Linked DNA regions of Mus musculus: all the other regions are linked to region 3. The links are chromatin loops, found by intact Hi-C in ENCODE. Cell type or tissue: heart. All regions are shown on one strand. Links, peaks and the distances in the headings refer to the core of each region. The heading gives the core; the rest is flanking DNA. Region 1 holds the start of LOC102632415 (a long non-coding RNA gene). Region 2 holds the start of Ptch1 (patched 1). Region 3 has its middle 62 kb from the start of Gm30950.

Region 1 (9,977 bases), core at 4,499-9,498, 420 kb after region 3:
TTGATTGATTGATGATTGATTGATATGGTCTTGCTGTGCTGCTCAGGCAGGCCTTGAACTCACACTCTCCTGCCCTTTGGGATTTCAGACGTGCACACACCAAGCCCACCTCACACTTTAAAACAAACTTCTTTTAAAGTCAGGAGTGATGAGAGGCGTCTCTAATCCTAGTGCTCAGAACAGTGAAATGAGAAGACTGGACCAAGACTGAGGCCGGTCTGGGCTACAGTAGCAAGTTCCAAGCCAGCTTGAGCACTGTCTCAAAACATCAAATAGATAATTGATAAATAAATAAATTTAGCTACTTTTGATATTCCACAAAAACACTTCCAGGGCTAATAGCTTTCCCAAATGAGTTCTGACTCCTCTGCTTCTCTTTAGAAGTCTTACGCAATGGAATTTATACACGCCTCTCCAAGGGAGATACAATGGCCACTCTTGCTTGACTACATCTGGAATTAACTAAAACCCAAGCTGCTGGGCACTCCTGGTGAGGGATTTTCTTAATTAGATTATTTGAAGCAGGAAGATTCACCCTACATCTTAGCCCTCCCTTCTGAAGGCAGCCCATATAATAGGACATGGAAGAAGGGAGCTTTGCCTTTTGTCCATTTACCCTCACTTTTGTTGGTGAATTTGTCTATGTTGTTATTGTGGCCAAGATGAAATCCAGGTCTTCAGGATTCCAAGGTAGACTGAACACTAGCAGCTCTCCAGGAATCCTCCAGAACTTCAGCACCAGATTGGGACTGCAGAGACATCCAATCTCTTGGACTGAACGGCTACCAGATTCTCATCGTTTTGGTCGTGAGACAGCCACTGTTGGACTAGCCAGAACTCACTCCGCAAGCCCATATGATAAGTCCCATATATGAACGTGTGTACGCGCATGTGTGTGAGCATGCGCGCATATGTGTGTGTGTTGGCGACTGCACGTGTTCATATCCTATTCATTCTGTCATCTCTGGTCCTTCAGGGAGCGCTGATTAATACAGGAGACTTGCTCCTGACCCCACCCTTTTTCTTACTGTGCTCACGCTCCTGAAGTTTGTCCTGTGCTCTCAAAGGAAAGCTGGAACCTGCTTTCTAGCTCTCTATGGAATTCTATTGTGTGTCCCCATAATCTATTTCTCTACTTACATAGACACTCAAATTCTGTCCTGTTTGTGTTTTTACGGTCCTTTCTACTGACTTGCTCCTATTGATAGAAGCCAGGATCTCAATTTTGATAATCTGCTTAAGGAAAAAAAAACAAAAGGCATTTCTTATGGTTTTAAAGAAAGATAGCTTTTCCATTGCCCCCACATTCCAAGCCTCTAATAGAAGACTCTGCATATGACAGAAGTCCACCAGTGTTTTCTTTTTTGTTTTTTAAGCTACTTACCTATTTATTTATTTACTGTGTGTGTGTGTTGGGGTATGCACATGTAGAGGTAACAGAACTGTAAGCCAGAGTCACCTGTCTCCTTATACTATGTGGAATTCTAGACTCAAGCTCTGGCTATCAGGCATGGCGGTAAGCACCAAAAAATAAATCTTTCCTTCAATGACTGAGTAACATCAGTACAGCGTGGCAATGACTGAGTAACATCAGTACAGCGTGGCAATGACTGAGTAACATCAGTACAGCGTGGCAATGACTGAGCAACATCAGTACAGCGTGGCAATGACTGAGCAACATCAGTACAGCGTGGCAATGACTGAGCAACATCAGTACAGCGTGGCAATGACTGAGCAACATCAGTACAGCGTGGCAATGACTGAGCAACATCAGTACAGCGTGGCAATGACTGAGTAACATCAGTACAGCGTGGCAATGACTGAGTAACATCAGTACAGCGTGGCAATGACTGAGTAACATCAGTACAGCGTGGCAATGACTGAGTAACATTAGTACAGTATGGCAGGTCTAGAGTAGCAGACAGCATGACAGGTATGGCCGTGGCATGGCTGAATCATCTAAAGGAACCTCTTACCTTCATGCTGCTGTTCTTTTATGAAAAGCCTCAAACATACTCGGAGGTGTAATCGTTTTACCATGAGCAATGTGTATACCACACCTAGCTTCTCCCATAGTCATTTCCCTATGTAATTGCTTTAGAGGAAATTAAAACAACAACAACAACAACAATGCTTATGCCCAGGTCTGAGATTCTGCTCTACATCCCTAGGATGTGGAGGGCAATGGTGAATAGTTGGGTTTTTTTTTTTGTCTTTTTTTTTCTTCTTCTTAAACTCCTCAGGTGGTTTGTTTGATGAGCAACCAGCTTTGAAAGCCACTTAGTACTTAGTTAAAGAACTTACTGAAATCAATAAAGATGGTAGATTCATTACAAGACTTGGAGTGTTTGCTGGGCAATGGTGGCACAAGCCTTTAATCCCAGCACTCGGGAGGCAGAGGCAGGTAGATTTCTGAGTTCGAGGCCAGCCTGGTCTACAGAGTGAGGTCCAGGACAGCCAGGGCTACACAGAGAAACCCTGTCTCAAAAAACCAAGCAAGCAAGCAAGCAAGCGACTTGGAGTGTTCTTCTTTCTGAGTTTAAAAAAAAAAAAAGCTCTGCTGAATGGCTAAAGGCTAAATTTTCTTAAACAACCAGCATTCCTAGGGAATGGGTCAGCTTCATGGAAGCATGGATGGTTTTCAGAGAGATGGTGGACCAGTTCTTCAGCACTGCATATCAAGCAGGGCCCAACTGTGGTCTGTTCCAACTCTTCCCTCCAAATGAACTTGTCCTTCAGACCCCATTTTACGTTCTGCTGTGGGCTGAATTCTTCCTCTCACAGGCACATGAAGTCTTAACTATCATTAATTTGGCAGAATGTACTTTCAAAGATGGGGACTGGGCTGGTGAGATGGCTCAGCGGGTAAGAGCACCCGACTGCTCTTCCGAAGGTCCGGAGTTCAAGTCCCAGCAACCACATGGTGGCTCACAACCATCCGTAATGAAATCTGACTGCCTCTTCTGGAGTGTCTGAAGACGGCTACAGTGTACTTACATATAATAAATAAATAAATAAATAAATAAATAAATAAATAAATAAATAAATAAATAAATATTTAAAAAAAAAAAAGATGGGGACTTTGGAAAGGTCAAGTCAAGATGAAGCCATTAGTTTATCCCTTATGATATCCTTTTAAGAAGGACACACACAGGCTGGGCGTGGTGGTGCATGTCTTTAATCCTAGCACTTGGGAGGCAGAGGCAGGCGGATTTCTGAGTTCGAGGCCAGCCTGGTCTACAGAGTGAGTTCCAGGACAGCCAGGGCTACAGAGAAACCCTGTCTAAAAACCCCAAAAAAAAAAAGAAGAAGAAGAAGAAGAAGAAGAAGAAGGACACACACACACACACACCCACTGGAGGACACAGGACCAGATTCCATGCTTAGATCTTCCTTTTCTTTCTGAGATAGGCTCTCTTGTATCTTGGGCTTTTCTTGAACTCTTTATGTATTAGAGGATGACCCTGAACCACGGCTGATCCTCCTGTCCCTGGAATTACAAGTGTGTGTCACTAGACTCAGTTGATGCTGTACTGTATATCAGACCCAGGCTTTGAGCACACTAGGCAAGTAAGCACCCACCACACTCTACTAAGCCACATGCCCAGCCCGACTAGCTTCTTCTTGCTGAAATCACCATGGATTTTTTTTTGGGGGGGAGGGGTTGTTTGGTTGTTTGGTTGCACACTGCAGACACCTCTCCAGCTTTCTCTTCCTCAGCACTGAGGTTCCCTGGAGCCTTTGGTTTATGGCACCCCAGGATCTACTCTGCTCCTCCCCTCCTTTCCAAGCTGTTTGTCTCGGTTTTTCTATTCACACCACACCATTGCTTTGTCTGTTGGAAATCTTATTTTCCTTCTTTTTGTTCTTGCTGTTTAAACAATTCTCTTGATTCTTTCAATGCATCTTTTGGTAATTCGGTTGGTCATTTCCTCTGACTCGGGGTTGTAACAAACACATTCACCTCTGAACATTCCTTATCTACCCCTTTGGTCCTCAAAGCCTTCATTCTACCCATTGGCTTAGCTGCTTGTGACTATCTTTTTCACAGGGGAGAGGCTGCTCTGAGGGTTGGGGGAAGTCACTGTAAAGTTGGGATCTGTGCATAGAGCAAGAATGCTTCCCAGAAAGCTTGTGAGGACCTGTCTGATGAATCAAAGGATGGCCACACCCAAAGTGTGGCCAGTATGGTACACTTGCCAACTCCGGGCAAGAGTGGCATCTATCCTGATGTGGGCAAGTGTCCACTTTAGGGGCATGTTATTTACCTGAAAGCTTTCCAGGTGTTAGAGCATGGATGACCAAGGGATAGAAGTGCTTAGGCCACAAGGGCATGTGCACTTGTGCACATGTGGATGTGTGTGTATAGGACAGCAACGTCTCAATTAGCCAAAATATTCAGAAAGACAGGCAGAGGTTTGATCATGCCTCTGTGTGGTCTGTTTCGACACCTGCTTCAAAAGTCTTTCTTCTCCGATGCCTTCAGTCTCCATCTGGCCCCTCCCTAGGATCTCCACTTTGGAAGTTATTCTTTCTGGGTATGTTCTAACAAACGAAGTTGACCTGTACAGCCTAGTAGCTCATCAGCCATTAACCCCCATGCCAGTTGCTTATCAGTCCAGACAAGCCTGATTTGAGTTGAGCTGAGCTGGCTGGTAGCTGTCAGTCATTAACACTTCCATGCCAAATGGGTTGTCAGACTGGGTGGCTCTGATGCTGGCTTTCTGGAAGGGATAGGACATAAGCAATGATAGAATTCTGAAGTAGTCATTTGAGGAGAAAGGCCCCTTTGCTGGGGTCTCAGAAAACACCAAAAGTGAATCCAAAGGGAAGAGCAGAGCAGGTAGCTCTAGAAGGGGCTGCTTGTGGGTTGATCTACCCCTTCCCCAGTTTTTTCTTCCAGCACCAAAGGCTTGCTTCTTCCTGTTTTGCTATGTTATCCTTGCTCATGGTCAAGTATTTGCACTGGAAACAGTTTTCCCCGATTTTAAGGTAGGAGACTAAAATGGGAACACATAGGTTTCAGTTATAGGGATGATGGACTTGTGTTTTTCCCCAAGGCCACAAACTCTGTGTGGCTGTGTCTTGCCTTCCACTCCCAATGGAGATGCTTTGCTGGAAGGTCAGGAGTGTCCCTCAGTGCCCAGGCCTCTTCCAACTCCCTGTGCTGCATTCTGTATTTGGAAATTGAGCTCCAAAGAAGCCTCCAGCATCATACAAAGCACACTCGAGTGTTTGTTCTTAAGCCTTAAGCAAACCTAAAAGGAGCAAGCATCCAGAAGCATTACAAGTGAGGGTCTTCATTTTCACCCCCCCCCAGAAACACCAACTGCATACCCTCCCCCCCCCCCAGAATTTTTCCACCAAGTTAGCAGAGCTGACAGCTTTTTACTAGGGCCATCCAAAGGTCCCTTGGCATAGCTTTTTATTTTTCTTACCTCCTTTTTCTTTCATATTCTAGATACTTCTATTTGGAGATGTAGCTAGTTCTTCTGCAGTCCACTGGCTTGCAGATGAAGAGGGAGAGGCTTCGATATCTTGTGGAGGAAGGGTTCCTCCCCCCTCCCCCATTTCTTTTTTCTTCCTTGCTCCCTTCCTTCTTCCTTTCTGCACCCCCATTTGACTCCTTTCTCTCCTCCTTCTTTTTCTTTCCCTCCCCATCTCTTTCTTCCCTCTCCCACCTTTCCTTCCTTTTTCCTCTAATTTGTTTTCAGTCTCCCTCCCCTTTTCTTTTTTCCTTCTTCCTTCCTTCTCCCCTTTCTTCTCTCTCTCTCTCTCTCTCTCTCTCTCTCTCTCTCTCTCTCTCTCTCTCTCTCTCTCTGTCTCTCTCCCTTCCTCCCTCCCTCCCTCCCTCCCTCCCTCCATTTCCCTGTCTACCTCCCTCCCTTCCCCACTCCCTTTCATTCTTTCTTTTCTTCAGTTATGACTCAGAATCCAGTGTTTGGCTAACACTCATTTTAGTAGTTCATTTTGACTAAAGCCGGTTGGCACGAAACCTATTCCTAGACCAACCTAATTCACAGGTTTGTCCAGCATTCCGAAGCTTAATTACTCAAAGCTCTTCAAGTGCAAACATTCTGGGAACTCAAATGACCCTATTAAAAATATCATCTCGTGGGGAGGGATAAATGGTAACTCCCAGGATTATTATTATTTAATAATTTGTGGGCTTGGGCATGTCCCCACACACATCTAATCAGTCAGCTCGAATGAAGAGCCCACAGGCTGGTTTTGGGGGCTGGGGTGTGGCTAAATGGTGGAGGTTTGCCTAACTAACATACAAAGGTTGGCCAGGTGGCTCTGCTGGAAGACCAGCTAGTGAATTCTTGATAAGTTGTCACCTTGACCCCTTACCTTCCCTTGATCTCCTTGCCTTCCCATCTATAGTTCATCTTTACAAACGCTATCTTCCAGCTGTGTGTGAAACACAGTGTACTGAGTAGTTTAATAGATACATGCTGCTCTAACCTGAACCGGCCCTTGTAATTCAAGGGGAGAGGCCCAGCACGACCCACCAGCACCTCCATCCCAAACCAATCACCGGAGGTTGCCTGGTACAGGAAGGCAGCGTGGGTGGGATCATTTGGGTGGTATCCCCCAAAAACCACAGTAATTGGAGGGGAAAGGAAGCAAATATCAATTATGATCCCTCAGCCAGTTTCCCAGTTTGGATTCCAAGGAGCCCCGCCTTCGTGTCTTCAGAAGTAGTGGCTTCCCTGGACAGACAACAACAACAATAACAACAAAACAACAACAACAACAAAACAACAAAATCCCCACTCCCAAACCCAGTACTCAAATAGGTCTATCCAAGGAACCCTCTATGATGATAAGCCCACGACCCTGCTGTGGGCCTGGAGTTTATTAGCTGGACCACTGATAGCCTCTTCTGGCAATGTGAGCTGGGGAAGAGTAAGGTGCTGTCTTTTGGAAGCCCTAGGGGCGCCCCCACCTCCTTTGAAGCTGTGGAAGATGCTAAAATGCACTTCCTCGCTCGCTCAGCACATCCTCCTCCCCAAACCAGGATTCTGGAACCACCGCCAAAAGGAAGGCAGCTACTCTGAGAGGGGAGCGCCTGCTGGCGACCGAGAGGGCCCCAGGGACCCCCCGCACTGCAGCCGCGGGGGGCGCTCAGGGGGCGGCCAGAGCTCGCTAGGGCTCGCCAGGCCGGGCGCCTCCCAGGACGGCTGGGAGGGCAGCCTGTTTACCCAGGAGGGCTGCGCTGATAGCACGTTCCTCCAGTTTACTTTGCCTTCCTTGGGTTTATTGTAAAGGGGTAAAGTTTTCGGATCCGTCACGTGACCCTGACAGGTCCTGCCTATGGCGCGGCAGACCACCCACGCCGAGGGCCATGGACCTGCTTAATAGAAACAGGCTTGTAATTGTGAGTCCGCGCCGCACTCCGCCGAAAGCCTGCGGCGGCCCCGCGCGCCGGGGTTTTTACACTTTCCGTTCCTTTTGTAAAGACGGAGGAGGAGGAGAAGACGAAGACGAAGACGGGGGGGGGGGGAAAAGAGAAGGCGACAGGGCAGACAAAGAGACCCGCGGCGACAGGGCCTGGGGGAGAAGAAGAGAGACAGGGAGAAGAGAGAGCCACGCAGCACCAGCCAAGGGGGGCCCCGGGAAATTAATAAAAGGAATTGATGTGAACCTCACGGTCAGCGTCCGCGCCATCGGCAGCTGCGCTCCGGCCAGGGGCTGAGGCCGGCTATGGTGAGTGCGCCGTGTCTCCGGGGACGCCCCTCGCCTAGCCCCGACCCAACACCCGGGCTGGTGAGAAGGGCGGGCGGCGGGGTGGATGCGGCTCCGGGGTGCAGAATAGGGGGCCGTGATAACACGCTCGCTTGTAGCTCGCACGCCGGGACCCCTGCCCCCAAGCCGACTCGGCAGGGAGGAAAGCCGGCTGCGGCGCGCTGGGGGAACAGCTCCGGGGGGGATTTCCCACGGAGGGGGTCGCCTGGGATTCCATTTGCACGCTTGAAAGGGTCGCCACCTTGGCTTCCGCTCTTTGAGCCGGGTGGTGGCTACTGCCTGGCGGGCACAGGCAGCGCGGTTGATGGAAAGGCTAGTGGCGAGAATGACAGCGCCGGGGGGAGGGCAGGGGCTGCTCAAGGGTACGCGCGCGCGCCGCAGACGCTTTTCTGGGCGCAGGGGACGCCAGCTGGAGGGGACCCACGCACCCACACACAGAGCTGGCAGCGGCATGCGCAGACACCTGGCTGAACGCAACACCTAGATTGGAGAGATGCGCCTTCTCAAAGGCGCGGACTCCTCCCTGCTGCGGTTGGTAGGGAGAAAAGAGGCCAAGGGCGCTTTGAGTTCACCGCCCGGCTTGGGTAGAGGAGAGGGGTGTGTGCTGACTCTTGCGCCTACGGAATCGGGCACTCTGGTGCCTGCCACCCATTAAAGAGGTGGGCGGGTGGAGCAATGCCCAGAGCGCTGTGTGCGGCCTCAGGGGAACCTCGAAGTGGGTCTCACTGACCCAGACCCTCATGGAATGAGTTGGTCCCAACTCAGGGACCCCCCTGTTCCCAAATACTGCTTTCGGTGACACGTGGTATGTCTGTCTTCATGTATGGAAGTCCACGTTTAAAATGCCTAATGTGTTTCTGATGTATTTGTCACATAAGAACCACCACAAGGAGTTTTGTCGGGGAATGACACCAGAGACTCGAGTTGTCTTAGACCAGGGTGAGACGATCTTTCCTTTTTATCCTTCCTCTCTTGGCACTAGGCAGAAATAATGACGACCCTTACTGGGTGCCTCTAAATAGTTAATAATTGGACTACTGAGGTCTTGTGGGTGCCTCTAAATAGTTAATAATTGGACCACTGAGGTCTTGTACTACAATAGTCATTTTTCATCCTTCTGTGTGTGTTCAGATTTTTTTTCTTCTTCTTCTTGGCTCCAGTACTTCAACATGCAATTAGTTGCCTCCACAGAGCAAGACAATGCTTTTTGGTGTCATCCTTTGTTACTGTAACTTATTATTTCTGGGTGGTTCTTCAGAATACATTGTTGCCTCAGGTGCATTGTGTCCTGTGTTGTAAAACAAGGGCCCTTCCATTGTGAATGTGTGTGTTCCAGTTGTCACCCAGAGTCCTTCTACCAGGCAATAAAATGCCTTTGAATCCATGGTCTTTTAAAATTAAAATGTTGAACTAAGGTGACACCAATAGACTTTGCCATCTTAATACACCAATTCTCATTTTGAGCATTGGCCTTATTTTTAAACTCATTGTGCAAAGTGTATTTAATTTCTGGTTATAGATTTTTGTCATAATCTGACAAGCTGTTTGAACAGGAGTTAGCACCATTTGGAACTGTTTTGTGAAAAGAGACTGTTTAACAGATTGCTTTGGATTGTCTACAGATAAGGAATTTGTAAGATAAATATGGATTAAAATGCCCACCTTCCCTGTTCTGCCTCCGCCCCATACACATACCTTTTATTTTCTACAGCCTTTGCCACAGTGTATAATGCCCCATTGAGATGTGTAGGCGTGATGTGTAAACCGGATTAGGAGTATGAAAGAAAGACACACAATGAGCTGGAATTGTTTTACTTCCCTTTCATTTCTCATGCCTATATCTCTAATAAATTTGCTCCAGCAGTGGGTCAAAGGGATCATGTTGCTCAGATTCTTTTTCACCCAGGACCAAAGACAGGGAAAGACAGGGAACATTGAAATGCACTGTGTGTGGGGTTTTTTTGTTGTTGTTGTTTTTGTTTTTTGCCAGAGTCAGAGCAGGGTACAGATATAATAGACACAGAGAGGTATGGAAGGGAAAAATGCCTGGGATCTGAGTGTCTCAAGAACACATCTCTATCCATTAAGAGTGGGACAATGTAGCGAAGGAGATATTTAGAGAAGAGGGGCGGGGACTGGGTATAGGGGTCCATATTGATCTTTCTGACAAGTTCATTGAGGGCTCTGCAGTTTGATGACATTCTTAGCAAAAGAATATCAGTAGC
Region 2 (9,977 bases), core at 1,292-6,291, 430 kb after region 3:
CCCCGTGAACACCCCCAAATGCTTCTACTTGGTCTCTGTTCGCTCAGATTCATCACCCCACTTTAGGAACCACACGAATTCTGCGGGTTTGGGATTCAGGATGGCAAGGCGTCCTAGGGAAGCCCGGAAGGAGACGAGGCTAGAGGGGCGGCAGGCTGGGCAGCGATGAAGGACCGCAACGCGATGGGGGTGGGGGAGACCTCACCCTCCACCGCCAGCCCCAAAAGCCGTGTGCTCCGCCGGTGGCCGCGCGCCCCTGCGCGGCCCCTGTCTAACCGCAGCCGGCGCCGCTGAATGGAAGGGCCGGAACGCAGCCATTGGCTGGCAGCTGAGAAGCCGCGCGTTCATTGGGCAACGCGAGGGGGCCGGGCCGCCTTCAGGAATGTACTACGGCGTGTCCGGCACGTCTGTCCGCGGCGGTAGGGCGCGCACACTGCCCGGGGCCAGGGAAGGTTGTGCGCACTGTGATGAGGGCTGGGGCGTGCTGGCCTCGCGCGCGGACCCTGTTACCTGTGCGTCCGCATCACGAGCAGGCCGAAGACAGGAACGCGCGGGCGCGGACGCGCACTAACGCGGGTGCGCGCATGGGCCTCTCGGTCCAGGTCACGTGGTGGAGTAGGCTCCGCCTTCTCCCCCACTCCTCCCCCCCCTTTCCCTCCATCTGGGTTTCTTTCTTTCCTTTTCTTTCTTCTTTTTTTTTTTTTTTTTTTCTTCAATGAACACACACCGTGTGCATCTTAAAGCCACACTGCCCCATTTCACGGGTTCATTTGACTCCTCACTACTCCGGTTCCTTCTGCAGTTCAAGTCGGAAAAGAAAAATAATAGGACGTAGCAGAATCCCGTGTTTCTGGGTCTGGTGTCTACTGCGGGGAGGAGGAACTTCAAAACTTATTGGAGAATGGAATGTGCTTTCTTAAGTGTTATTTTTTTTTTTTCTTAAAGAGCGTAGTTGTGTAGACAGTTTAATTTGTTGCTGGCTCCAACATTCACTCCCCTCCCCACTACGCATTTTTCTTCTTCTTGTTGTTTGTTGTTGTGAATCCCCTGAATGTCTTGGTGACACTGGACACAATATCAGGACAAATCGTAGCGCTCTATGAACAATTTGTTTAAAATGAATTCCACATCAAAGCCTTTATTCTCTTCTACGTCACGCTATTAAATGTTACAGGGTGTGTATCGAGCTTTATTTTGTTTTAAAGTTTAAAACTGACTTTAAGAATGTGATTAATTAATGAGGATCCAGACGAATTCCAAATATCAGGAAATCTCTCATTTCCATTTCTCTGGCCTGCTGAAAAGATTTGCTTTTTATATATTAAAAATTCAAATAAAATAGCAGACTTGTCTGGAGTCTCCTTATAGACGTTTTCAAATTGGACTGTATTGTGTATTGGAGGGGGGCGATAGAGGAGTGAGAGGGGTTTTTAAAAGGGCTGGCTTTTCCCAACATCCTTGCTCGCCTCTTTAACTTTCCATTTTGTTTATCTTAATACGAGGCGTTGTTCCCTGCGAGAGTCTAAGTCTTGCCTTTGGTTATAAAAGAAAAGAGGAGAAAAAAAAATTGGCACACACTGGCGCACTATCCACCACCCTGTCATTATTGGTGCAGGCCTGGGAATTCAAGCCGGACCTCCCAGTATTTGCTGCAGCTTGAGGCCAAAGTGCCTCTAAAAGGGTTTTCTTTGAGGAATCTCAGAAATTGTTTAAGCGCTTAAAAAAATATATTACCTATCCCTCATGTCTATTGCGAGGCAAATGCTCCTGTACGTGTGAGTGTGTGCGTGTGTATGTGTGTCTGTGTGTGTGTGCGCGCGCGCTCGCAAAAGGCGTCTCGAAAAAGAAGACACTGTTGAAAAGAAAAGAAATAAGAAAGAAAGGAGGGGGGAGCATTCCTTAATGGAAGTATTGCATGCGAGAGGGTTGGCGCTGAGCGAGCGCCCCCCCACCCCCAAGCCTGGGATGCACACACGGGGGTTGCCTACCTGGGTGGTCTCTCTACTTTGGTGAGCTGTTGCTAAGCAGCTAATAATAGTCATGTTTGCTGAGTAATTTCTGCCCTCCAAGAGCCAATCGCGTTGCAGAAACCCAAGCCATCTGACAGCCCCGGGGGCGGGAGTTCCAGCCTTTTTCTCTTTCGCTCGCTCTTTCCCCCTCCACCCCCTCCCCTCCTCCTCCTCTTTCTCCAAATGGAGAGAGTTCTTTTTTTTCTTCTTCCATCTCATCTATTGAGTCAAGGAGCTGCTGCGGCCGCTGCCCGCTGCACACACACAGAGCGGAGTCCCCAGGTCCCGGTAGCGAAAGAAGCGCGCGGCGCGGGGGCAGAATGGTCCAGCGGGTCGGTGAGGAGAACAAGAAAGCAGAGTCCGGGACCGAGCAGCCACCGCGAACCCAGCAGCCAGAGAGCGACCAGCCGTTTCAGAAGCCGCCACCGCCAACTCCAGCCGCAGCCGCAGCAGCACCAGCAGCAGCAGCGGCAGCCCCGGCCCGGCATCGTTGAGACTCGCCGGGTACCGTCGCGTCGCCCGCAGCGGGCGCCGAGGGAGCCGGCGCGAGCGGCGGGGGTCTGCGCGCGCCTTCTGCCGTGAAGGGGTCGCGGCGCGGGGCGGGGACGTCTGGGGGGGACTTGGGGACCGCGAGGCGCGCCCTGGAAGCGCCGGCTCTCGCCTTCCCGCGAGCTGGATGTGGGCAGCGGCGGCCGCAAAGACCTCGGGACTCACGCGCAATGTGGCAATGGAAGGCGCAGGGTCTGAGTCCCCGGCAGCGGCCACGGCCGCAGCACCCGCAGCGCCCGCCGTGTGAGCGGCAGCAGCGGGTCTGTCACCCGGAGCCGGAGTCCCCGGCGGCCAGCAGCGTCCTCGCGAGCCGAGCGCCCAGGCGCGCCCGGAGCCCGCGGCGGCGGCGGCAACATGGCCTCGGCTGGTAACGCCGCCGGGGCCCTGGGCAGGCAGGCCGGCGGCGGGAGGCGCAGACGGACCGGGGGACCGCACCGCGCCGCGCCGGACCGGGACTATCTGCACCGGCCCAGCTACTGCGACGCCGCCTTCGCTCTGGAGCAGATTTCCAAGGTGCACTTCTGTCCCCTCCTCCCTCTTCACTTTTCCCTCTTCTTCCTCCTTGGGATCCCTGCCACACAGACACACACACACACTCCTGAGAAAGCAGCAGACAAGTGAAGGTTGAAAAATTCAAACCCTCCCTCCGGACTTTGGAGGAAAGGGCTGTCTGAGGTCCGCAGGGGGTGGAGGGGTGCCTGTGTGTGTGCGTGCGTGTGTGTGGTGTGTGCGCGCGCACACGCCCTCCCTGGTGTGCCTTTTCCGGAGCTTTGGAAACCGTCCTGAGTGGACCACCTCCAGGGCGGCCGCAATGCGGCACTGCCTTCGGCCCCAGCGCCTTTCTCCCGCGCCCCTGCCCACGGTTGCAGCCTAAAGTTCGGCGTTGCCACATTTCTTAACCTCTTTGAGGGGGAGGCGGAGTGGAGAGAGGCGGAGAGAGACAGAGGGGAGGGAGCCAAAGTAAAGGTGGTTTCCTTTTTTGGCAGCCGGTTCTGCTTTCGTTGAGCTTGAAATCTCTGCTCCCTTAAAAATTATTCTCGGGAGAGGACGTCCCCTCTCTTCCAGGTCTTGGGCCGCCTCTTCTCCCAGCCTGCCGGGGAGGGGGGCAGTTGTAAACAAGTTGCCACCTTAAATCTTCGGTACGGGTGTGCGGAACGGCCGGGTTCATTGTGTTTACGAGGCTGGCTGAAATGTGTGGAATCCGGGGAAGGCAAGCACCTAGCCTGGGGCCCGCAGGGGCCCTGGCCAGCACCCCGGGCTCCGCCGCCCGGAGAGCAGCCTGCGCCCAGCCAGGACCCCCGCCGGCGCCGGCCTGGGCCTCTTCCTTGTGCACTCGGCTATTTTAAAGAGTTCACCAGGAGGGAATGGGAGAGGGAGGAAAGATCCTTGTGGCCGCCCTCTTCCGAGCACAAATAGTGTAAGTTGTAGATGGCTGCCGCATTTCCTAACTGAGCTCCCGCGGTGTCTCCTAAGGCTGTGGAAAAGAGTGTGGACCGAACTCTGGCTGCGGGGCTCACCACGTGGACCTCGCGTACAGCCACACCGGGGCCAGATGGACCACGGTTGCTGTAGATTGTCCCTAAGTGCGCTTGCGCCCTTCACTCGGCCTCCGGGGCACTGGAGGAGGCCACAGGCTGGAGCAGGACTTAGGGAAGGGGGGACGTTTCCTGGGGGTTCTTTAGTGTTGGGCTTCTCGGCTAGGATCACTCAGGCCCTCCCTCCAGGTCCCCGGTACTAAACCATGGCTGCTGGTGGTGGCTTCTCAGTTAGCCTCTCTCCCCAGCACCCCAAGTCTCATTCAGGACTGGCGCTCAGGCCACGCGTGGGGGCGCCCCCTGGTCCCTAGAGTACAGTTCCCACGCTGCAGTCTCACTGATTTACAACCAAGGCCCCCACGCCCCCAGGGCTTCCTCTGGATGGTCCTGGTTCCAGTCCGAGGGAGAGGCATTGCGCCGCGGGCGCCCACGCCCCACACTGCTGTCCAGAGGGGATCCCCGGGCGGGTGTGCGGGGGACAGCGATTCCCCGGCGTTCACTCCTCCCTTCTGCTTCGTCCCCAGGGGAAGGCTACTGGCCGGAAAGCGCCGCTGTGGCTGAGAGCGAAGTTTCAGAGACTCTTATTTAAACTGGGTTGTTACATTCAAAAGAACTGCGGCAAGTTTTTGGTTGTGGGTCTCCTCATATTTGGGGCCTTCGCTGTGGGATTAAAGGCAGCTAATCTCGAGACCAACGTGGAGGAGCTGTGGGTGGAAGGTAAGCGATCAGGCGCCGCTAGCGCGTCCTTCGTCTTCCTTCCCTTTACTGTGTTTGATGAAGATATTTGCCAGCATGCACCTAGAGCCTCCTTGTAGCCAACGAGAAGCCCTTGCCCGCACCAGGGGCGACTGTTTATTGTTTGCATGGCTGGCCAGTAGCCAGGCCCGCCCGACAAAGGCCGCGCTGTAATCTACTCGGGGCGCTGCGCTTTGCTAGGTGTGGTGGGAGAGAGTGGCGGGGGCGCAGAGGCCCTGCGCGGGACGGACCACTCCGCAGAGCCGTGGGGGTGGTCCCCGAAGCTCGCCACAGCTGCCTGCCTGGCTTTGGCCCGGGAGCCGCGGCCCGGGAAAGGCCTCTCTGATCCGGGAGCCTGAGCTCGGCTTCTTTACCCCCACCCCCCACCCACCCACTGTGTCTGCGGTGAAAGGAGAGGGGGGTGGAGGGCAAGGCCACCCCTCTGGCTGCAGGGAGTGTGCGCGCCCCCGGGGCGCGCAGGGGGCGGGCGCCTCGCGGGCCTGCGGAGGCGGCCGCGTGTGTGGTCCTGTTTTTGGACTGCTTTCAACTCTGGGGGAAAAAAACATTTGTCTCAAGGTACCAAAGGGGGGTGGGGGGAGTTGAAAAAAATAGTAAAGCACAAACTGGAACGCATGTTTGCAAAGTAGATTAATGTTTTCTCGCGGGTGGGGGGGCTTTTTAAATGGAATTATTCTTGGGGGTGGTTGCATTTGTTAAGCTTGCAAGTGTGTGTGTATTTTAAAAGAAAGCAAGTTTGATGGGAGGGGCCACGGGAGCTTCCCTCGGTGTGTGTGTGTGTGTGTGTGTGTGTGTGTGTGTGTGTCTTTTATCCAAGTGCCTCGATTTGGAAGGGGAGGGGTTGGGGACCTGCTTTATAAAAGGACTTGTAAATTGAAAATAGGTTTTCCATTTTTCCCCACCCCACCACCGTGGAATCTTTTTGCTCTTTGTGATTTTAGGCTTTCTTTTTTCCTTCGTTCTTTGTTAGTGTCTCAGTTATCTCTTTGAAAAGTACCAACCCCTTGTTTGAAAACATTTTAGCTTCTGGCAAACACTGCTTTGAGCATCAGAGTAGTTGGGCAGATGTTTCAACCCCAAATATTTGGTACATGCCTACTGCAAGCCACCCAGGACAGAATTTTGAAACCAGGGTTAATGAGTAATTTCTTAGGTCACCAGTTTCAGGATGCTCTTGGAAACTAACCTTCCAGAATATTCTGTTACCTTAGCTTTCACTATTTTTGCAAAACTAGTGGTGGAGTATTTAGTTGGAAAGTAACAAAATAATAATCCTAATCTTTAAGAGCAGAGCACATTCCTGCCTTGAGTAGCTTGGTTAATGAATACAAGTGTCTTTTGGATTGATTCCATTAGGTAATTTACCCCACTTTGCTTCCTTGTCATTGGTAGTTCAGAGAATAGTTTTATTGAGCACTGACTATGTCCCTGGCAACAAATTTCCTTAGTATCTCTAGTGTTCCTGACCCTGTGCTAGGCACTGTGATGGAGACATTGCACAGTGCCCTGTGCTTCAGACTACAGGAATTCAATGCATTTTCACTGAGTATAGGCTCCCACTTGAACTGTTTCATGAAAGTTAAATTAGGAGAAAAAAAGGCCTTAGTAGATGTCTTGAGGTAGGCAGGGGTACTGGAGAGACAGGAAGCAAGAGAGTATTGGCGGGAACAGGCCACCCCCTGCAAGGTCCTGGAAAGTTAAGTTAACCAGCAGAACGTAAGGTCCTAGGCACAGAAACTGACCAGCAAGACTATAGAGCAGAAGTTAAGCTAATGGCTCCACAGTTGGCTTTTTCCAGGCTGATGAGCACCATGGCCTTGCAACAGTTTGGTTTTTAGTAGTTGGAGATGCTGTTTCCATAAGTTTTAACAAGCTTACAGAGGTAGTAGAGTTTTCTTAACATTGTTTCAAGAATGATGAAAGACTTAGGTAGAGCGACTCCACCTGTCTAAGTGGAAGATGTTCAGTAAGGAGGACACACCTGAGGCAGACACCCACCCCTACCCACTTCCCCCCTCCTGCTTTTGGTATCTTGATAGTTTGTTTGTTTTCTGCTAATACAGCTATGGAACCTAGGGCACCACCATGTTAGGCAAATCCTCCTTCTCTGAGCTACACCCCAACTCTGGCTAGGCTTAGAGGCCTTAGCTCCTTTCTGCATTGCCATTTTAGTATGGCTCATTGGTTCTTGGGCCTAACACTTTACCTTACAAGTCAATAAAATATCCGTGACTTTAATTTTAGGACATGATGGTATATGAATGTAATATTTCATATAATAGGTGTCTCTCTGTTCAAATGAGAATCATATGATAACTAGGAGTGTGGTCTGCAGGTCCCTTCATGTTCATTTTGCTTTCCATTGATTTAGGTCATTTAGTCTGACACTGCCTTGGCCTCATTCATTCATTCATTCATTCATTCAACTCTTGCCTTCGCAAGAAGCATGTTTCATAAATGTAGTTAAGCGCATCGAGGAGAGCATTTGATATGGTATCAAATTTAGTGTTCAGCAGTCAGAACACCGCGAGTCCCTGCTTTGAGGAATACATGTCTGATGGTTGTGGTGGTCATTGAATTCAAATGAGCAGCAGGCCCTAGCTTAGGTTCCTGCTTCCTCTTTGCTTCAGTCTCTTAGATAATTTCTTCGTCACTGTCATCTGTTACAGGATGCTCTCTTCAGATTCAGGGTGTGATTCCAGGAGCACACACAGACCAGGCAAGGGGAGTCTTACATGTCCCCAGCTAAGCAACAGAAGAAAGGAAAGACTTCCGGTTTAAGGGAAAAGGGAAGCTGGGAAACCGAGGGACGGTTTGGAAAGTTTGATATTCCTCCTGTCAGTCATTAAAAAAAAAAACAAAAAAACAACCTGTGATGAGTTGCCTCTGTGCTTGTGTGTATATGTCTGCACACAAGCTTACTGGGTGTGTTTTATCTTCCAAAATATTTTTAATATAGCCAGGAAAATTAAGGAACATCCTGACGTCCATATCCTGGCCTTGCCTTTCCACAGTTTAACATCCTGAAGAAATGTAGCTTATGAATCATCCATTCACCACAGAATCAAGAATCCATTTCCCTTGCTCCCCTCGTCACAAACACACACCATACATGCATGCCTAAGTGATAACTTTTTTGATCTGTTAAGATGTTGGTATAACGATTGCCTTTCAAGAAACTGACCATTATATGTGAAGTACCGCCACCCTGAGTCTTAGGATGTTTTGTTTTGTTTTGTTTTGCACGATATAGATGTCAACAGAAGTTTACTTGTGAAGGGACAAAAAAAGTTTTGATAAAGACCCTGCTGTAGTTGGGCACCTACTGTCAACAAAAACCCATGATGGCACCAGAAACATAGAAACATGAGTGGTTGTTTCCAAGTGGAAGTATTTGGTCAGTGTGGGTTCTCTGTGCCCAGTCTGCACTAGGCACTGCCCAAACTCCTGAGAAATGTTGATGACGGTCGGTCTGTAGACAAGTCTGTAGGTAGTTAGTTGCCAGGATGTTGGGGAAATCAGTGAAAGCTTCCAGGATGGCCCCAGGCTTGAGAAGGTGGAGGTGAGGGACATTCTAGGCAGAAAAAGGAGGGTGGGTGAAGGCTCAATAGATAATTTGTGGGTGGCCTTCAGTGTTCGCTTTCCAGAGATAGGGTGAATGAAGTGAGGGGCAGGCATCTGGTAGCTCGGAATGTCTCCAGGGATGGGTCCATGGAGAGTGGCTGGGGCCTGCAGGCGATTTCAAGATGCTGTCCTGGGTCTGTGGTTCTGGTACCCTTCCTGATACTGGAAGTGCTTGCATTTGCGTCTCAGGGAACGGATTTATTTATTTACTTTTTTTTAACCTTGCCCATTTTTTTCAGTGGTGTTTCTTTTGGCAGATCTGTCCTTCTGGTCCCCCTAATCGGTTTTTCTTTCGTATCCCACCCCCCATCCCCCTCCAGCTTTCTGTCACAAGTTTGTTGTCAAGGTACTCCTGTGACAGAATCTTCATTTATCTCCCCGAGATAAAAGCTTAGGCGGCCTCTGGCCTCCTTCTCTGAAAAGGGCAACAACCTTGAAATGACTCCATATTGCCTTGGTGTTTGGTTGTTAAGGGCTTTAAGGCAGTATCAGGGAGGAGGATGAAAATTTATTAAAGAGAAATGGAGGATTCTACTTAAAAAAAAAACAGACTCATTTGATGGGCAGTCACACCCTCAGGTCTGCATGTGTGTTTTCTGCATACTTTGCACAGTTAGAACCACCATCCTTCATTTGCTCAGCCTTGGCACTCTAGCCATTTGGATCTGGATAATCCTCCACTGTCAGAGGCTTTACACCCTAGAGGGTGCACATCAGAGCCCGTGGACTCTCCTGACAAGGTGCCAGCATCAAGGATAACCTTCCCAACCTTCCCATTCATTGCTAGATGATGCTCCAGTTGAGAACCACTGAGTTGAACGATGAATGACTGGGTAGAAGACCTGGGCTTTGCAGGTCTAATTGGGCCTGCAGAGGTGCTACTCTGTGTGTGTCTCTGCACAGTTTGATGAACAAGAGGAGGTCATTCCAAGAGCAAATGCACACACAGGAGAGGAGTGAGCAAATTGTTGGTATTCCCTTTGTACTTAGAGAAAAATAAGTGACAAGTGGAAACTACCAATTTGGAAAAAAAAAATAGCAGGTGGTTCAGGTATCCCACACACAGGGCAGTTGGTGGGCTCTGAGCCTATCCCTATGCTGCCCACCATTCTTGATCACTCATAAGCCAATTTGGACCATGGACTGTTTCAGATACATCCAGCGCCGCTAGGAGCTTCCAGGAGATGACAGCTTCCAGATGTATGGGCTGCCTGGTCCGTGTGTTTAGGTTATACACCACAGCTGATGCTAAGATTAATGCTGGCTGGAGAGCTAGGGAGATTGGTCTGCCTTTCCACAACGCCATGTTTATATTTCATTTGGATTTCTCCTTCAGTGCTGACCTGCCTGTGACCCCCGGGTCCCCATCCTCTAGGGAGGAGGTGGTACTTATTTGCTCTTGCTTAACTTCTGGCTGGAGGGTAAAGAGGGGATTCCAAGTTCTGAAGAGAAGCTCGTGCGTGCAGAGAGGGGCTTCTTGTGGCTGCCTCCCACACAGTGAGTGCCT
Region 3 (9,977 bases), core at 2,622-7,621:
AATCATTTCTCAGGGCTGAAATCAGTGTGTAACAAGACCCAGATCGAACAGTCCCTGTGTGAATTGGGTGCAGCCAAATTAAAAGGACATTCCATCTGTGTGGGTGGTTCTAGGTGTGGACAAAAGACCTAGGAGATGCCTTTGCCAGCACTTTTAGCAGGAAGGCACTTCTTTCCCTACTGTACACACTCCTCAGACCGCATCGTGTCTGTGCTGTGTCTCCACACCCAGACCTGAAGTAAGGGTGTGCCAGGTTTTGTATAGTATATTCTAGTATCATCTCGTATGACGATGTTTTACAATAGTGTTCGATGTGGTAGGGCCTCTGAGGGAAGGAGAATCAGGCAAGCCTTTGACCTAGCTGCTCAGTGGTTCAATGCCTCTTCAGTCTCTCAGACAGGCCCAGGAGTGGTTCAGCTGTCTGTTATCCCTTCCAGATCGGGCTTCCTCCTCCAAGAGACTGGATAAACTCCATTTGAGGAGGAGGCCAAGGAGAGTTTTGGCTATCATATATATATATATATATATATATATATATATATATATATATATATATATATATATATATTTGCCCTGAGTTTTGGGGGGAATCTCCGCCATGGGAGCATCAGAAAGCCAACTCCAGAGCAACACAGGGCTCAGTTCTCAGTGTGGCTTCCTTCCCACCCGGATGTGGTCCCCAGCAGGCTTGTGAGTCCTGTTGATTCAGAGCCCATCAGAAATCCAAAACCTGTAAACACAGGGACAGCAGTCAGTAGAGGGACGTGAGAAACTGGAAAATGAACGGCCAATGCAGGGAGAGAGGCCAGACCCGCCGGTCTGTGGAGAGCGGTTCAATCCTGCTCTCAAACCATATGGCATCCTGAATATGAGCCGGGAACAGGCTGGGAGGTACTTGGCGCCTGACCATGGAAACATAAACGCAAGGCATTTTGTTTCCTTGTGTGTGCTTTTTTTCCTTTTAAATATTTACTTTTTGCATTTTGCCAGGACAGAGTTTCCATCCCATATGCAGAACAGGCTGTTTTTGCAAATGGGGGGCAGGGGTAGGAAAGAGGCAGCTTGACTCCAAGGACTTGTAATAGGATTCTATCGCATCCAAGGGCTGTTTCGCCTCCTTCCCAAGGTGGTGCTGAGCAGAGACCTGCTGCGTGCCTAGTGTTTGGGTCTGGTGGGTTCTGGAATAAAGGGTGAGTGTTATTGCTTCCCCAGAGCCCATTCCACACCCACAGAGCATTCAGGGAGAAAGCTGACAAGCTGGTGGAACATATATAGGCATTCCATGGGTAGCCTCATACCCTCCTAAGTCCCTACAAAGACTGAGGCCATGGACTGTGAGGGAACCATATTGGGGGGGGGGGAGTCAAAGAGAGAGAGACAGAGACAGAGAGAGATACAGAAAGAGATACAGAGAGAGACAGAGACACACAGAGAGACACACAGAGAAATAGATAGAGATACAGAAAGAGAGACATACACACAGAGACACACACAGAGACAGAGATACAGAAAAAGACACACACACACAGAGACACAGAGAAAGACAGAAAGACACACACACACACACACAGAGTTAGACAGACACAGACACAGACACAGACACAGAGTTAGACAGACACAGACACAGACACAGACACACAGAGACTCTCTCTCACTTGGAGGCTACAGATGGGTCATTGATCACAAAGTTTCCATGCCACTGAAGTGAAAGGAGGTATGGGGAGAAAGGTGGCAGTCAGGAGGTTGGGTGGCAGAGGTCTAGCAGCCAAAAGAGAGAATAGGGTTCTGGCTAATTCCCAAATGAAACAGAAATGTACCATATAAAAATAAATAAGTTAGTCCTGGGCCATGAGCCATGTTTGAAGCAAAATAATATAAGCAATCAAATGCTCACTGTCTCTGGTTCTCTCAGGCTTCCAAACATGGAAGTTCTGCTGTGGAGGAGGACAGTGGTTGCACAATGCTGACCACGTGGTTGGAAGGTAGGCTCAGAGCTGGAAAAAAACAGATGATCTGAACTCAATCTGTTCAACCCTGGCATTTCCCCCTCCATTGGCTATGAGGGATGAGGGCTGGAAAAAGCATCCTAATGAGGTCATCTATGAGCCCTTCTATTTGCTCAATATGCCTCCAAAAGATACATCAACTCTAGAGGGGAATGCATATGTAACCATGTAGACAGACACCTGGCCTCAATCTGAGACTGATTCGCTAGGTTTGAGTCAAACCCTAGAGTATCCCTGACGGGTTTCTAGGAGATGTTGATGCTGGTGTGTGGACCACACCTGAGTCGTGTGGTTCTCATGTTTCTACCTGGCATTCCTGTTACATTACTTAATTGGAGTGGCTGGATTCTAGAGTTTCGTATGTGTGTATGTGTGTGTCTGTGTGCACATATAAGGGGAGATGCACGTATATATAGAACGTGTACATGTGGAGACTAGAGATCGATGCTGGTGTTCTCCCTTATTACTCCCTACCTTAGCTTTGGGATCACGGTCTCTCGCTGTTTCAGGTAGGCTGACTGTGGGAATCTGCTTGTCTCCATCTCCCCAGGCACTGGGATTACAGATGCATGCTGCCCCATCAGGTTTGTATGTCAGTGTTGGGGATCTAAACTCGGGTCTTCAAGTTTGTGCTTTAGTTTATCTACTGTCCTAGCCAGGGTTACTACTGCTGTGATAAAATACCATGGGCAAAAGCAACATGGGGAGGAAAGAGTTTGTATGGGCTGGGCCCTCTTCCATGAATCACTAATTAAGAAAATGTCCTGTAGGCTTGCCTATAACCCGATCTTACGGAGATATTTTCTCAACTGAGAATCCCTCCCCTCTGATGTCTCTAGTCTGTGTCAAGTTAATGTTGAACAGGCCAGTACACCTACTTAGCCATTCCCCCTGTTGCTGGAGTAGCTGGATTCTGAGGCCAGGCTCCCACCAAATCACAGTAGTCACGTATCACATCAGCTGAGGTACGACTTGACCTCAGAATCTTTCCTGGCACCGTCCTCTTGGCTAGAGCTGACACACAGTGAACCTTGTCATCTTTGAGTTGGTGGGACCAAAACCCCTAGATTTGACCATAGATGGGCTACTAACTAGGCAGGGACACCTGGCTGTGGATTTTATCCATCTGAGTTTCTGCCCTGTTATGAGAAGGCTAGGTGAGGTCAGTAGTCGTCGGTGGAACAAGCCTTAGAAACGTCATACTAGTCTGCTTGGCTTGCCATAACAAAATGCACGAACACAAAGAATTTAGTTCCCACAGTTCTAGAAAGTGGGAGGTCCAAGGCCAAGGTGCTGGCCAGCGTTCTTCTTGGTGAGAGCCCTCTTCATGGCTTGCAGATGTCTGGCTTCTCACTGTACTAGTCCGGAGACTGGAAGTCCCAGCCCAACCCAACCACAGGTCTAGTCATGTGTCTAGTGCCTTTATATGGAAGGGCACTAATCCCATCATGGAGTCTCCTTCTTGTGACCTACCTCTAAGTATCATTATCACTGCATACTGGGTTAGGGCTCATCACATGTATAGATACCTATTGGCTTTTTTTTTTTTTTTTTTTGCTTTGCTTTGCTTTGCTTTGCTTTGCTTTGTTTTTCAAGACAGGGTTTCTCAGTTTCTCTGTGTAGCCCTGCCTGACCTGGAACTGGCTATGTAGAGAGGGCTAGCCTGAAACTCAGAGATCTGCCTGCCTCTGCCTCCTGAGAACTGAGATTAAAAGAGTATACTGCCACACCTAGCTTATTTGGCTTTTGAAACACAGATGTCTAGGGTCTTCCTTCAGAGACTCTGGTTGGTTCTGCACAGGATCGAGGTGTTCTGTTTCTTGAGTTGTTGGGGGCGAAGATTGATGGCAGGGCTCCTGCTCAGTGAGGGACTGCTTGTGCCTCCAGACTGACGGACCTCTGCCTATCTCTGTGGAACCACTTAGCCTACCTCTCTCTATAACAACTTGTTCTGGACCCAAAGCTCAGGGAGGGGCTTGGGGTTTATTAGCATGTGTGCCCAAACCCAGCATCGAAAGCCAGGCACACAGTAGGCACATCATCAGTGCTTATTGAGGCTCTTACCTTTTAATTTTTCAAAGGTCTTTGAAACATTCAAAATCATCTTTAGGGAGCTTGAGAAGGATCCGTGGGACATGATTGAGGGGAGAGCGGTCCAGCTGATCTGTTTTCACTGTCCAGCAGGCTTCAACAACAGCAGGGACATTTACATTTCCCTCGGCTCTCTGAGCAGCAGAAAGCAAAACAGTTTGCGCTGTGACCAGAAAACGAATATAAACAAGAACAAAGAGCAGAGGCGGCCTTTGAGCACTCCAGCCAGCTGCTTCCTCCATCCTTCCACTGCAGAGCTGGTGAAGGGAGGGGAGACAGAGTTCTTTAGGACTTCACAACCCAGGGGAAGTGGGACACCTTCCTCCCAACCCCGGGGAAGAGTAAGGAAGGCAGGAAAGGGAAGGTGCCGTGGGAGAGTTGGGGCTACACAGAAGGAAGGAAAAAAAAAAGTATTAGGGATGGTGTGGAGCAAATAGGGAAAAATCCCTAGACAAGTCATGAGATGTCGCTACTAACCTGTCAGAGCAGCTGAAACAGAAAGTGGAGACAGACTCAAAACTCTGGCAAGGATGGGAGAAGCCGGATTCTCCTCACAGGTTCCTAGTCCAGGGGGCTCCAGGCTTGCTGACCATTCCGTTTATAATTTTTTTATGTTAGGATTGCACAAGATGGAGCTGTATTCAGTAGAACCATGCCTTGATTTAAAAAAAAAATTAATTCTTAAAAAAAAAAAAAAGGCAAGGGCTTATGTAGCCCAGGCTTAGCTTGAGCTCACCATGCGAGGATAACATTGAACTGCTGATCCTCCCACCTTCACCTCCTGAGTTCTGGACTCAATGTATTCCATTTTATGACGTTCCATGGGTCAAGCACTGAGTTTCTTGCATACTAGGTGGGCACTCTATCAACATGAGCTACACATCCAACCCTGACTTTGTTTATTTAGAGGTAGCATCTCATTTTGTAGCCCTGGCTGGCCTTTAACTCGATATGTAGACCAGGCTGGAGTCCAAGTCACAGAGATACAGACACCTGCCTTTGCCTTCTGAGTGCTGGGATAAAAGGCAAGGGCTATCACACTTGCCCTGACCCTGACTTTTGACTTTTCCATGAGCTAGTACCATGTGAACCAGCGAGCTGGCAAGCTTCCTGTAGTGCACTGTACTTCTGCTGCTCAGTCAGGTGACCTCTGTTGCATTTAGCATTCTGTCTGTCTTGCATGCTGCTTCTGTGTCCTTACCAACACAGTATCTGGGAGGAGACTGTTGGGTTTTTGTTTGTTTGTTTGTTTGTTTGTTTGTTTTTGTTTTTTGTTTTTTTTTTGAGACAGGGTTTCTCTGTATAGCCCCTGCTGTCCTGGAACTCACTTTGTAGACCAGGCTGGCCTCGAACTCAGAAATCCGCCTGCCTCTGCCTCCCGTGTGCTGGGATTAAAGGCGTGTGCCACCATGCCTGGCGAGCCTGGCGTTTCTTTGTCCTTCCCTTTTCTTACTAGCTAACCTAAAGCAGTTTCTCAAGAGTCTTGTGTTTTTGGCGTGCATGTCTGTAATGATTTTGTATTGAAAATGTATTGTATTGTCCTCTCTTGCCTTTGTTAGCCACTTGTGAATATTAAGTTTGAAGGAATGTCTATTCAAACCCTTTGTGTATGAAGTTTCCTCTGAAAGTTAGGCCTAGAATTACCATATGATCCAGAAATGTGGGAAGAACTTAGTTCATTGCCTAGAGCCAATACAAAAGGACAGATAAGGTGGTTTTGAGCTCAGAATCTCAGACCTGAGGAGGCAGAGACTATCAGATCCAGTCCAGGGGAACCTGGGCCGGCCAGCTTAGCCTAAGACCTATGAGAGACCTTTTCTTAAAATAAGTTCCTGAGGAATCACATTCAAGGTTGTCTTCTGGTCTCCATAGTTACATATACATATATGTATCTATATCCCCTCCATATATGCCTGTACACATACACACACACATGAACATATTAATTATTTAATTGGTAGATAGATAAAAATGACTATTGAACAAAGTTTCTGAAAGATGGAGACACTAAATATTCACGTTCCTGAGAGCTTCCCACTCTAAGAGTGGTGCACAGTAGGGTGAAACTGAAGATTCGTGCTTCATGACTTCAGAGATGTTAAGAATGAAAATGTCACCAGTGGGTCATAACCAGGAGTGTTAGTCCTTATGAACTACAGCCTGCATCTTTCATAGCAGCAAAATCACACCCAGGAAGTCAGACATTGATTTAAGAACCTGCAGACTTGGAACTGGGATTAGAACCCAGACCTAAGTTTCTACTTCTTTGTTCTCTTAATACAACTGTGATGGAATGATTTTATTGTAGGACATATTGCACGTAGAAATGATACGTACCAGTTGTATCTTTCCACCTGTGGTCAAAGCACACACATTCATGGTAAATATAACCTCGAACATTCAAATGAGCAGGTCTGAGGATGTAAATATTTTCATGTAGGATGAACAGAGATGTAGATGACTTCGGTATGGAATAAACAGAGACCACCCAAGGAGAGCAAGCAAAGGCTATTTATTCTAAGTTTGCTACAGGGAGGGAGTAGGCCACCAGGGCTTGCATTTGGCAGCTACTCAAAGGCCAGCAGAGAAGTGGAGAAAGTTTACAGTGGAAATGGGGGAGGTTCCAGGTGCTCAGGAGTATAGGCTGCTGGTGATGGGTTGGGAGCCCGCCTGGCTTTCTCTAACTACTCCAAAGCTGGAAGTGAGGGCAAAGTGAGGAAACTTGTCAGTTAGTAACTCAAATCCAGCTGATTTGGGACCGATTGTTACAGAGGTTGTTACTGGAGACAGGGTCTGACTTCCTACAAGTCTGGCTTTCTGGGATGGCTTCTGTAGGCTGTGGACTGGCATCCTGGGCCAGTTACTGCAGACCAGATCCAGCCTCTGTGCTTATTCCTAAGAAAAATGTGCCTACATGTCTCTTTCACTTGCTCTCTACACGTCCCAAGGCCCAGACAGAAAGGAAGTCTGTGCCTGGGTTCCTATCTTCTGTGACATATTCCCTGCCATGCATGGGAAGTATCTCCACAGCCTTCCTTAAGCTCCCACGCCCCCATTCTCTCAATGTTCTGTTTTAAGAGTCAGTTCGGGAAAGGCCTTTCTAGTGTCTTCCTCAATCTCTCAAACCTAGTGTTTGTGGAGGTCTTTTGTTCTCTTGATTGGGTTTATTCCCAGGTGTTTGATTTTATTTATTTTTGTGGCTATTGTGAATGACATTTCCACACCCCTCTCCCGTATTTCTTTTTCATTGTGTTTGAAAAGAGTGTATAAAAAGGCTACTGACATGAGTGTTAATTTCCTTCCACTTTGTTGAAAGTGTTTATCAGCGCTAAAAGTTTGCTGATGGAGTCACTAGGGTCTTATGACAGACTCCTGTCATCTGCAGATGAGAACATTTGGCTTCTTTCCTGCTTGTATCAGTTTTGGAACAGTTTTTAACTGTTCCAGTTAAGACTTCAGACACTACATTGAATACGAGTGGAGCCAGTATTCACTCTTGTCCTGTTCCTGACCTTAAGGGGAAAGCTTTGAGTTTTTCTCTGTCTAGCATGATGTTGGCTGTAGGTTTCTTGTATATAGCCTTTATTATATTGAATGTGCTCCTCTGTCCCTTGTCTCTATGACTTTTATAATGGAGAGGTGTGCCGGTTTGGCCCTCTCAGCTGTCATTCAGCTCCTATTGAACCATGCCTGCCATACCCAGGCTGGCACCCTCACTGTCCTGAGTCCCCTGTTGTTCCCAGGGTGCCCCCATCTTATTCTTTAGATCCCTCTCAGCTACATGTTTCAGCACAGAGCCTGTTTCACCAAGGAGTCTTTTCCTCACAGCTACACATGTGAGGCCAGAGGCCAAAGTTGGGTATCTTCCTCAATTCGTCACCTTAATTTTTGAACCCGGAGCTTGCCAGTTTGGCTAAGATATCTAGGCTGTCTCCAATGAGAAAAGGAGATAGAAACGTGTCAGGGAGTTTTAGGATAAAGGACCCTGGACATGAACATGTTTGATTTTTGTTGTTTTTTTTGTTTGTGTTTGGCTGAAAGTCAGAAATGTTCTGGCCCGGTCAGCAGTTGTGTTCTCACTGAAGGCCAGAGATGCCAGAAGTGTTTAAGCGAAATACCTTTGGTTCCGCTCTGGCCAGAGGCCAGGGATGCCGGAAGGAATCTTGATTTCCTGTTATGGATCTTCTAAATGAACACCTTTGCTTTGAATACACAAGGACAGGATTGGAACTGAGTGGGGACACCTGGACAGTGGTTGGGCCAAATGGACTGATCAGCTGACTGCCTTCCCTAGCCTTACCCCAGGTTTTGCTATCAGTCTTTTAAAGGCCTGCAGGCTGGCAGCTGGATGCCCCATCGATAGGCACTCTGCCTTTTTCCTCCACACTCTCATCGGTCTTTGTTCATAAATTTCATTCATTGAATTCAAGGGACAAAAACCTGGAGGTCACCAGTTCAAGTGAAGTTTTGCATGACGGCGAGGGTCTAGCACCCAAGTGTATGTGTGTGAGTGTGTGTGTGTGCATATAGGGACTAGGGGTCGACCTTAGGCACAGTCCATGTTGATTTTTGAGACAGTCTCTTCCTTGCCAGGGAGACCTAGAGATAGATGCTCTGGCCTTTACATCCTCCATGCTGGGACGCAGGTGCATGTTAACATATGGAGTTTTTTGGTTTTTTCCTACAGGGCTCTGGGATCAAACTTGATAGCATGACAAGCACTTATGAAATAAACCATCTTCCCAGACCTGACACACCCAATACTTCAGGAGGAAAGAACTCTTCAAACTTGGGCTTATTTTCCCAAGTTCGCTTGACCTCTTACCCAATGTACCACGGCAAAGGGGGATGGGAAATGGTCTCATGGGCTAAAACAACAAGCCCCTTTCCTACAGGGCAAAAAATGATTTCCTATGTTTAGAAGAGATTATAACCATGCTGTTTTCCTTTCCTTTCCTCTCCTCTTCTTTTTTTTTTTTTTTTCCAGCTTCCTCCTTATGCAATAAAGGAGACTGGCTCAATTGCAAGTTTCTCTTTCCACTGGGTGGAAGTCCATCTCTTGGAAAGGGACCCTGCTTCGAGGAACACATAAAACTAAGCAGTAAAAGGCAGAACAGCATACAACGCATGCATGCCACCCACAGGCACCTCTGGCTGGCAGGACTCTTTTCAGTCTGGGTCCATCTGCACTGTGATAAGAGCAAAGTGATGTCAGCCTAATTAGCCAGGCTAATGTCTGGCTTCCTGGAGAGAGCTTTTGTGAAATAATTGGCTGCCTTGGGGTTAAAATGCAGTAATTACAGGTTATTTTTTTTAAAAGCTGAATGATATAAACAGCTATTGAATTCTTCAGGCTCCTGAGCCAATCATGGGACAGACTCCTCTTTGTGTCCCACAACTGCCGCGGGTATTTTGACAGGTGATTTCAATATCATGTAGCTATTTATTTATTCTGGTTTGGGGGACATAAACACAAACTTCTTGGGCTACGGTTTACACATTCTACAGCAAAGTGAGAGCCAGGGAGAAGAGTTGCTTCAAACAGCAAGAAGGTCAGCGGATATTTTGGGCTAAGACAGAAATTCCATCCAGTTTTTAAACCAACAAAACTGAATGATGCATGTAGCTAACTTCCTTTTTTTCCAAGTTGTTTGTTTATTTTCTCTGAAAAAAAAAATCAACAACCTACAAGTCTGGAAAGGCCATAGGAAGTGGATAACATTTGGAAACATCATTTTATTCTGGCCGGGAGGCGTGTCGAGGTTGGTTGAGACCTTCAGAGATTTCTATCTGTCCTGGTTGTGGTGAAGTGGTTGATCCCACAGAAGACAAAGCAGCTGGTGTAGGAACCGCAGGTAGAAATCAGAAAATATTCTAGAG

The links. A loop is a pair of places that touch in the nucleus more often than their neighbours do. Peaks named below come from ENCODE experiments on the same cell type or tissue, not always from the same donor. Only the 100,000 strongest peaks of a DNase experiment are listed, where the experiment ranks them.
Region 1: a loop joins it to region 3, with 3 times the contacts of the local background. A loop is called at or near these places in 4 of 42 quality-filtered maps.
Region 2: it touches region 3 in a loop (3-fold over the local background); 4 of 42 quality-filtered maps call a loop at or near these places.

Annotation. Positions count from the first base shown.
Region 1 is chr13:63,570,828-63,580,804 of GRCm38, reverse strand. LOC102632415 (a long non-coding RNA gene) reads right to left here and starts at 5,322. Exons shown (of 8, transcript XR_873593.2): 1 at 4,269-5,322; 2 at 1,141-1,233. It also overlaps a transcript of Ptch1 not described here. In heart, for the core only: a CTCF peak has its summit at 7,099; DNase peaks (open chromatin) are centred at 7,204, 8,094 and 8,164; H3K4me3 peaks cover 2,646 bases; H3K27ac peaks cover 1,845 bases; H3K27me3 peaks cover 2,319 bases.
Region 2 is chr13:63,558,456-63,568,432 of GRCm38, reverse strand. It overlaps Ptch1 (patched 1), which reads left to right and starts at 2,698. Exons shown (of 24, transcript NM_008957.3): 1 at 2,698-3,071; 2 at 4,618-4,810. The coding sequence starts at 2,913. RefSeq lists enhancers at 1,960-2,139, 5,222-5,590. In heart, for the core only: no CTCF peak of the experiment used is centred there; DNase peaks (open chromatin) are centred at 2,052, 3,492, 4,342, 5,022 and 1 weaker place; H3K4me3 peaks cover 5,000 bases; H3K27ac peaks cover 5,000 bases.
Region 3 is chr13:63,985,146-63,995,122 of GRCm38, reverse strand. No RefSeq gene overlaps it. Among named protein-coding and RNA genes, the nearest start is that of Gm30950, 62 kb to the right of the region's middle. In heart, for the core only: a CTCF peak has its summit at 4,561; no DNase peak of the experiment used is centred there; H3K27ac peaks cover 1,255 bases.